Linked DNA regions of Homo sapiens: region 2 is linked to region 1. Evidence: chromatin contacts called from ENCODE Hi-C or POLR2A ChIA-PET data. All regions are on one chromosome and are shown on one strand. Each heading gives the region's core, a stretch centred on a gene start or an enhancer-like site at or near the end of the contact. The rest is flanking DNA. Distances are from core to core; before and after follow the strand shown. Region 1 overlaps MRTFB (myocardin related transcription factor B). Region 2 overlaps MRTFB (myocardin related transcription factor B).

The links. A loop is a pair of places that touch in the nucleus more often than their neighbours do. ChIA-PET counts read pairs that join two places held with the same protein, here RNA polymerase II (POLR2A). Pooled maps may share reads with other maps.
Region 2: a map of endometrial microvascular endothelial cells shows a loop between it and region 1 (5-fold over the local background). The contact joins two enhancer-like sites. A Hi-C loop is called at or near these places in 15 of 168 maps with a recorded cell type or tissue (Caco-2, DLD1, PC-3 and 9 more), 1 of 37 single-sample maps with no recorded cell type and 9 of 50 pooled maps. POLR2A ChIA-PET finds 5 or more read pairs at or near these places in 8 of 52 experiments (BJ, IMR-90, PC-3 and 5 more).

The regions. Positions count from the first base shown.
Region 1 is chr16:14,180,187-14,183,309 of GRCh38, forward strand. The region is part of intron 3 of MRTFB (myocardin related transcription factor B); the gene reads left to right. Among named protein-coding and RNA genes, the nearest start is that of TRT-CGT2-1, 100 kb to the right of the region's middle. Within about 2 kb of position 1,370, at least 2 of the 41 ENCODE cell types and tissues checked have a DNase peak (open chromatin) inside an H3K27ac peak, as active enhancers do.
Region 2 is chr16:14,108,499-14,111,625 of GRCh38, forward strand. All of the region lies in intron 2 of MRTFB (myocardin related transcription factor B), which reads left to right. Among named protein-coding and RNA genes, the nearest start is that of MRTFB, 39 kb to the left of the region's middle. Within about 2 kb of position 1,718, at least 3 of the 41 ENCODE cell types and tissues checked have a DNase peak (open chromatin) inside an H3K27ac peak, as active enhancers do.

The DNA of each region.
Region 1 (3,123 bases), core at 120-2,619:
AGATTGTGTCACACACACACCTAACATGTCCCCAGTGCATAGAATGATCTTAGTAAATGCACATTGGCCTTCAGTGAGTTACATTAATGATGTCTAGACATATTTGTATCAATAAGGTGATGAAATGACATTAAAAGTCTTTCAAATATCCATAGCTAGGGAAGTTATCTCAGAATTTGAGGAAGACTGATCATATCATCTGAGGAAAGTTCTTTGTTGTAAATCTTGTAGTCAGTTGTATTTATATAAGTAACTATAAAGCTTAGAAATGGAGACAGGACTTGAATGACTTTTTCTAAGTTGATGAAAGTGTGTTCTGTCATTTCTTGATTACTCATGCTAATGATTGGAGCAGGAAGAGACAAATGGCCCCAGTCTCTTACACAAGTGTAGTCAGAACACTTGTGTTGCAGGCTGCCGCTGTCATGTGAATGGCTGCCTGAGGAGGAGCCACGCAAGCTGTCCTCTGCCTGTGCTGCCATTCCCTTGTCCCACACAGCACTCTCCCTCAGTCCGAGCACAGGCCTGTCATGGGACCATGCATGGGGAAATTCCAACCCTGAAAAGCCTTCTTTGCCTTTCATGTCCTCAGAGAGGGTGAAGCAAACCTGGAGGGGAGGGAGGTGCTGAATGTGCTGGTGTGCCGGTCTGTTCCAGGGTGGGGGACAACAAGCACAGATGACAAACCAGTGATCAGACTGTTTGGCCCTGTTGTGGTGTTCAATTCTGCTGCAGTGCTTAACTGTGAAACATGGATGATTTCCTTCAAAATCTTATTACCCTAGAAAGGTCAGAAAAATGTATCCTTCCTTATGAAACAGCGGTTTTCATAGGGGCTAATTTGTTAATCTGTTTACATCTGAAGTACTGTATGTTCAGTATATATTTTTAAAGTGATAAAGTGAAGGACTTTTTCAATATATATTTTAAAAGTGATAACCATAAAGAACTTTAAAGACATGCTATCTGATTTAAGAGATAGCACTCTTTAAGTGTTCTTTGTTTAAATAAAAAAAAATTTTTTTTTAATTAACCGTTGGGATTTACCATAACCATTTAGTAACAGTCTAAAGGTATAGTATTTTACGGTGGTGTTTATAATGTTAAAAGCGAGAAAAATATGGATCAAATATGTATTTTACTAAAAATATGGTAGCATTAGGAAAAAAATTTACGTGTACCCTAGACTGAAATTTTCCTTCCTAAATACATCCAATCTCATTATCTGTGTAGATTTTGTAATACTCTGACTCAGCCTGTGTGAAGGAAGTTGCAAAGCTTACTATTATTCACTTGAGTGAATAGCTACTGAGGATCTATTAGCAAGTACTGAGACATAGAAGATGAAGAGAAAAGGTCATCTTTACTCAATCTTTATGTCAAGAATGCTACCAGAAAAGTATGCCTCAATATTTACCCATCTCTTTGCATTTGTTACTAATTATTTTATTCATTACTCTTGAATGTTTTTACATTGTGAAACATTGCCCAGTTGGAAATATTACGAGGTTTTTTTCATAGTGAAGTATAGTATCATCACAGCAATATTCTTTTTATCAGTAGTTTTATAAGCATATATTAACTCTGCCAAGTTTTTGTGTAAGTCCCTTGAGCTGCATTTGTTTGTATTCTGATTCCCTGAAGACTTTCTTGGATTGTTCCTAGTCTCTAAGCCATACAGTTTTTCTCACACTTATTAAATATCTGCCTGGGGTGGTGGGAAAATGGACTTGATTTATGGTCATCTCTTTCATACTAAAAGAGCTCTTTTCAGTGTGCATACACACAAACACCATGGAAGCAGATTTATCATAGCAGAAGTGACTTTCATCACATATTATTTGAAGTTAAATGTTACTCGTGACATTAGAGCCAAATGACAGTGAAGATGATGTACCACATATAGTAGAGGAACAAGGGCAAACCTACTGGAAAGCAATTCAGGTGACAGTGGTGGGGGTTTCTCCTACTGAGGGATACTGCAGGTCTCCTCCATCTCTCCCTAATTCATTCCAAAAGGCATTGTGTGGAGCTGAGCTAGGCAGCTGCCCCGTGGGAGAGGGGGAGGCAGGCCAGTGTAGAGTGAAGAGGCTTCTGCACAGTTTTAGCCACAGCAGTGGCAGTGGTGATGTATACAGGGTGTCCATGAGTGGAGTGGCAGAAGCTATGGGAGACAGGTTTCTCCCTGTAGGAGAAGGGGCCACAAATACAGAAAAAAATGAGAGCGAACCTGTGGCACTGGAATGGAATTGGAGGCATTGGGATGAACTCATGGTTTTCAATACATATAAATAAATACAGACATACGTACTTAAATATAGATGTATATTTACATCCATTCATATATAGAGATATAAATGTTATGTAGATGTGTGTGTATACATCCACACACATATAAACTCAGACATGTTCCTCAGCTCTGTCTGCAGAGAAGGCCTGGGAACAGTGACACCCTTGCAGCAGTGAGCATACCTAGCATTCAGACCTTGGGTTCTAAACAAAGCAGGGAAAAAGTACAACATGAGTCTGGGACATCTTGTGCCGGGAAGTAAGAAGGTAATAAACTGCTCAAAGAATGATAGAATCATGACAATAAGAAACTGGGAGTTCACACTAGCCAAATCTGGGACAATTTGGGCATTAAAATAAATAATGAAAGTCACAGATTATAAGCTATTGCATGAAATAGGAGACTGTAAGTAGGTAACATAAACCATGTAAAGAGAATTTTTTTTTCTTATAGTAGGATGTGCCACTAATAAATGTAGAAGGAATGATGGAGTTTTCAAATTCACCATTTGGCAGCCATCATAGTGATAAATAATTTAGCCAAACACACCAATGGATTGTTCTCAAAGCACCTTCCCACAGAATAATTATATACAAAAAGAATAATTTCGCCATGGAGAAATCTGGCCAGTACCAAGGTGTCAAAATATACATCATCAGTTTTGAGACAATTAATATACTTGAATTTGTGTATTACCTGATAGGATGCAAAGATTGCATCATTATTTCTGGGGTATTCCTGTTGAAAATGTATCACCAGAACCTAATCCTAAGGACAGAACAGACAGACTCAAATTGAGGATAATACTATAAAATAACTGGCCTGTAATCATC
Region 2 (3,127 bases), core at 468-2,967, 71 kb before region 1:
GTCTGGCTGTGTACATGTTAGCTGTTAAAGTCAATATGTGAGAGATGGTCAAGTAAGCTAACTGCGGGGGAACTTGGCCACTTTGTAGAAATTTGGAAAGTAACATTTAAGACTCCTACCCCAGGAGGTTACTTCTCTCTCCCCTTGGATTGGAGATTCTGGATGCATTTTATTTTTATTTTTAAAGAGAATACTCAGTTATTTCTCAGAATAGAAAATAATTATTAGAGTTACATTCTGAAAAGCTGTAGTTATTGGTGAACTTATTATGTGTGTGTTCATATGTTTTAATCAAAATGATTTCATGATGATAGCAGCAACTTCACCAACAAAGAAAACCTTTCCCCCATCGTCTCCCCTGCCGAATACAGTAGCTTGATATTTGGGACTTTTAAGGCCAGAAGTGTTAATGTCTGTTATTTACTGGAAGCATATGTGCACCCCTCTGTAGTAATTCGAAAATTGTATAATCCATTTTAAACTTTGTACCCATTTCTATTTTATTTGTCATTTTTTCTATTCCTGGCTTGATTTAAGTAGCAAAATTATTAGAAGAAATTGATCTTTAAAGGATTTAAGGCTTACCTGTCCAAAGGCTTAAATATAATTTCTTCATTGTTTCTTAGCAATTTCTATAAAAATATGGTATTATTTTTATACAGGAAGCTGAAAAAGCAGGCTGTTCCCAAGGAAGCTGTTGTGTAGTTCCTTCCTTTCTAAAGTTTAAGCTGAATGCTTTTCCTCACTCTAAGTTCAAGGGCTTAGTTTACACGCATAAAAATAAACTGAACAGCACCTGCCACTTAGTCACAAAAGAGAATGTCTCGAAGCCACTAAGCAAACGGATGTACTCAGTTTAAGTTTCTGAGATGCTTGAAGTGTGTGGTTAAAAAAAAAATTTAATTTCAAAATGAATAGTATGAGGATATCAAGAAGAAAACATAAACCAAAAGGTGAGGTTTGATACCTGAATTGGGTACATTTTAATTGCAGAATTGTCATCACTGCAGATACTGGTACTTAATACGTTCAAATAGTTCAGTACTGTCCACTCTAAATAGCTATTTTAATATGGACAGCTTGCCAAAGTCCGTGGTACCTTGTTAAAGTCCTTGTTGACACCGATGGAGAAGATGAGATCACCAAGTTGTCCATTTTTATTTAGTATAAGTAATTGTCCCTGGTTACCATAAGAACCGTGGAAGCTATGTTTTTGTAAACTTCTTTCAAAGTTCTGAAGTCAGTAGGAAATTATCTAGAAACTCCTGTTTTATTCATGAATGTTGCCTGTAAAGAAATGTAGAGGCCCTGCTAAAAATTATAGAGTACTTCTTGTTGTCAGTAGAGTACTATGAGCTGACAGTATAAAGAATATCAAATACAAATTCCAGTGTTTGCCAGGGAACCATACACATGGCTCAAGATTTTCATCACAAATCAGCCAAACAGCATCTTAAATTCTGTTCCTGAGTCAGAAAAGGAGAGGAAAAAGGAAACCATAAGGGTCAATATGGTTTGCCCTTTAATCTCAAAATCATTTTAATGATCCTTAGAGTAGAGCTTGTGTCTTATTTACTCTACTACCTTGAAATATGGACTTACTAGAAACATCAAAACAGTGTCTGGAGAAGTCTCAAAGTCTGAGCTGGGCTCCCTATGAAGGGGCAAGGCAAGCTTATCTTCAGGAAAGTCCTGGGGTAAAGCCAGACCAGCAGCCTTGAAGCCCTGGTGGCTGAGAGCTAATCCTCCTGGACCAGATATGTGCAGAGGCCAAAACCACATGGCTGGTTCCCTGGTAGAGTTTTTGACAGTGCGAGTTTAGGCCTTGGGTCAGGGTGGGCAAATAGGAAACTGAGAATGGATCCTATAAGAGGCGGTGGAGTAGTGAAGGAGCTCTGAAGGCAGTCAGGGAGGTAGGGTTCTAGTGCCAGCTTTGTCAGCAACTAGTTTTGTGACATTAGACAAATCTCTTCATGTCTTTGGGCCTCCACTTCCTCATTTATAAACTGGGGGAGCTGAATCCCATAACCTCAGAGGTCCTGGCCCCTTTAAGCTTCAAAGTGCTGTGATTCCAGGCTCTCTACCAGTACAGTGCCATGCCTTCCATTTTGCAGCAGCCACACCACCCTCTCCTGGAATTTCGGCTTGAAACTCATCCACAGCATGCCATCAGTCACCAGGTTCTGTCCATTTTTTCTCTAGGAAATGTCTTGTCTTTTTCCTTTCTCCTCCTCGCTGCTCCACGTGAGACCAGGCTTTAGTTATATTTGTCAGGATGACTACATCATCCTCTTGCCTTCCACCCTTTCTCTGCCCCAAGGCCCCAAACTTGCCCCTATTCCCAGCGTGAATCCCTCCTTTCCCATCCTGTCCCGTCCCATCTCATGCTCTGAATCTCGTCTCCCTTAAACAGTACTTCCATCATGAGCATTTTCTTGCTCAGAAATCATCAACCTGCTCTGTGGTTTTTAAGATCCTCTGTAATCTGATCCCACCCTATCCATCTAACTTTGTTTTCTCTTTCTAACACACCCTGCAGTGTAACAATACCGATTTTTTGCTGTTTATATGAGCATTCCATGTTTTTTCCTACTTCTGTAACTTCCTTTGTTTCTTTCCCCTAAATACCTTAGCCTATAAATTTAAGAAATTGAGAGGTAAAAAGAGATAGGATAACTGAATAAAGTTCTGCAGATTGGAGGTGCAGGTGGTAGAGGGAGAGGTGGGGTTAACCCTGGAAAGAAGAAAATAACATTTGGGAGGCAGCAGGGAAAGACAAGTAGATGTTAAACATGCAGAGATTTTGAGTCAGAGAGAAGGAAGTTTTAAGAAGCTTGCTCACATCAAGTGGCCTTTGCCCTTAATAAAATAGAAGCCAAGCTCATCTGCTCAGTGATGAGGGGGTGGTGCTGGGTCCTGAAGGAGGTAGAAAATCCCCACTTGCTGTGGACATTGAGGTGAACATTCACTAGAGGTGAATAAAGAACTTCAGAAACATTGAGAATCCAGTTGAAGTTGCTTAACGTGAATTTGGTGGACTCATTTCAGTTTTCTGGATGTGCTTGGTGCTTGGCTTCAAGGACCTGCATGGGCAAACTGAGAGTTGGGTATTGGTATTGCTGAAGTG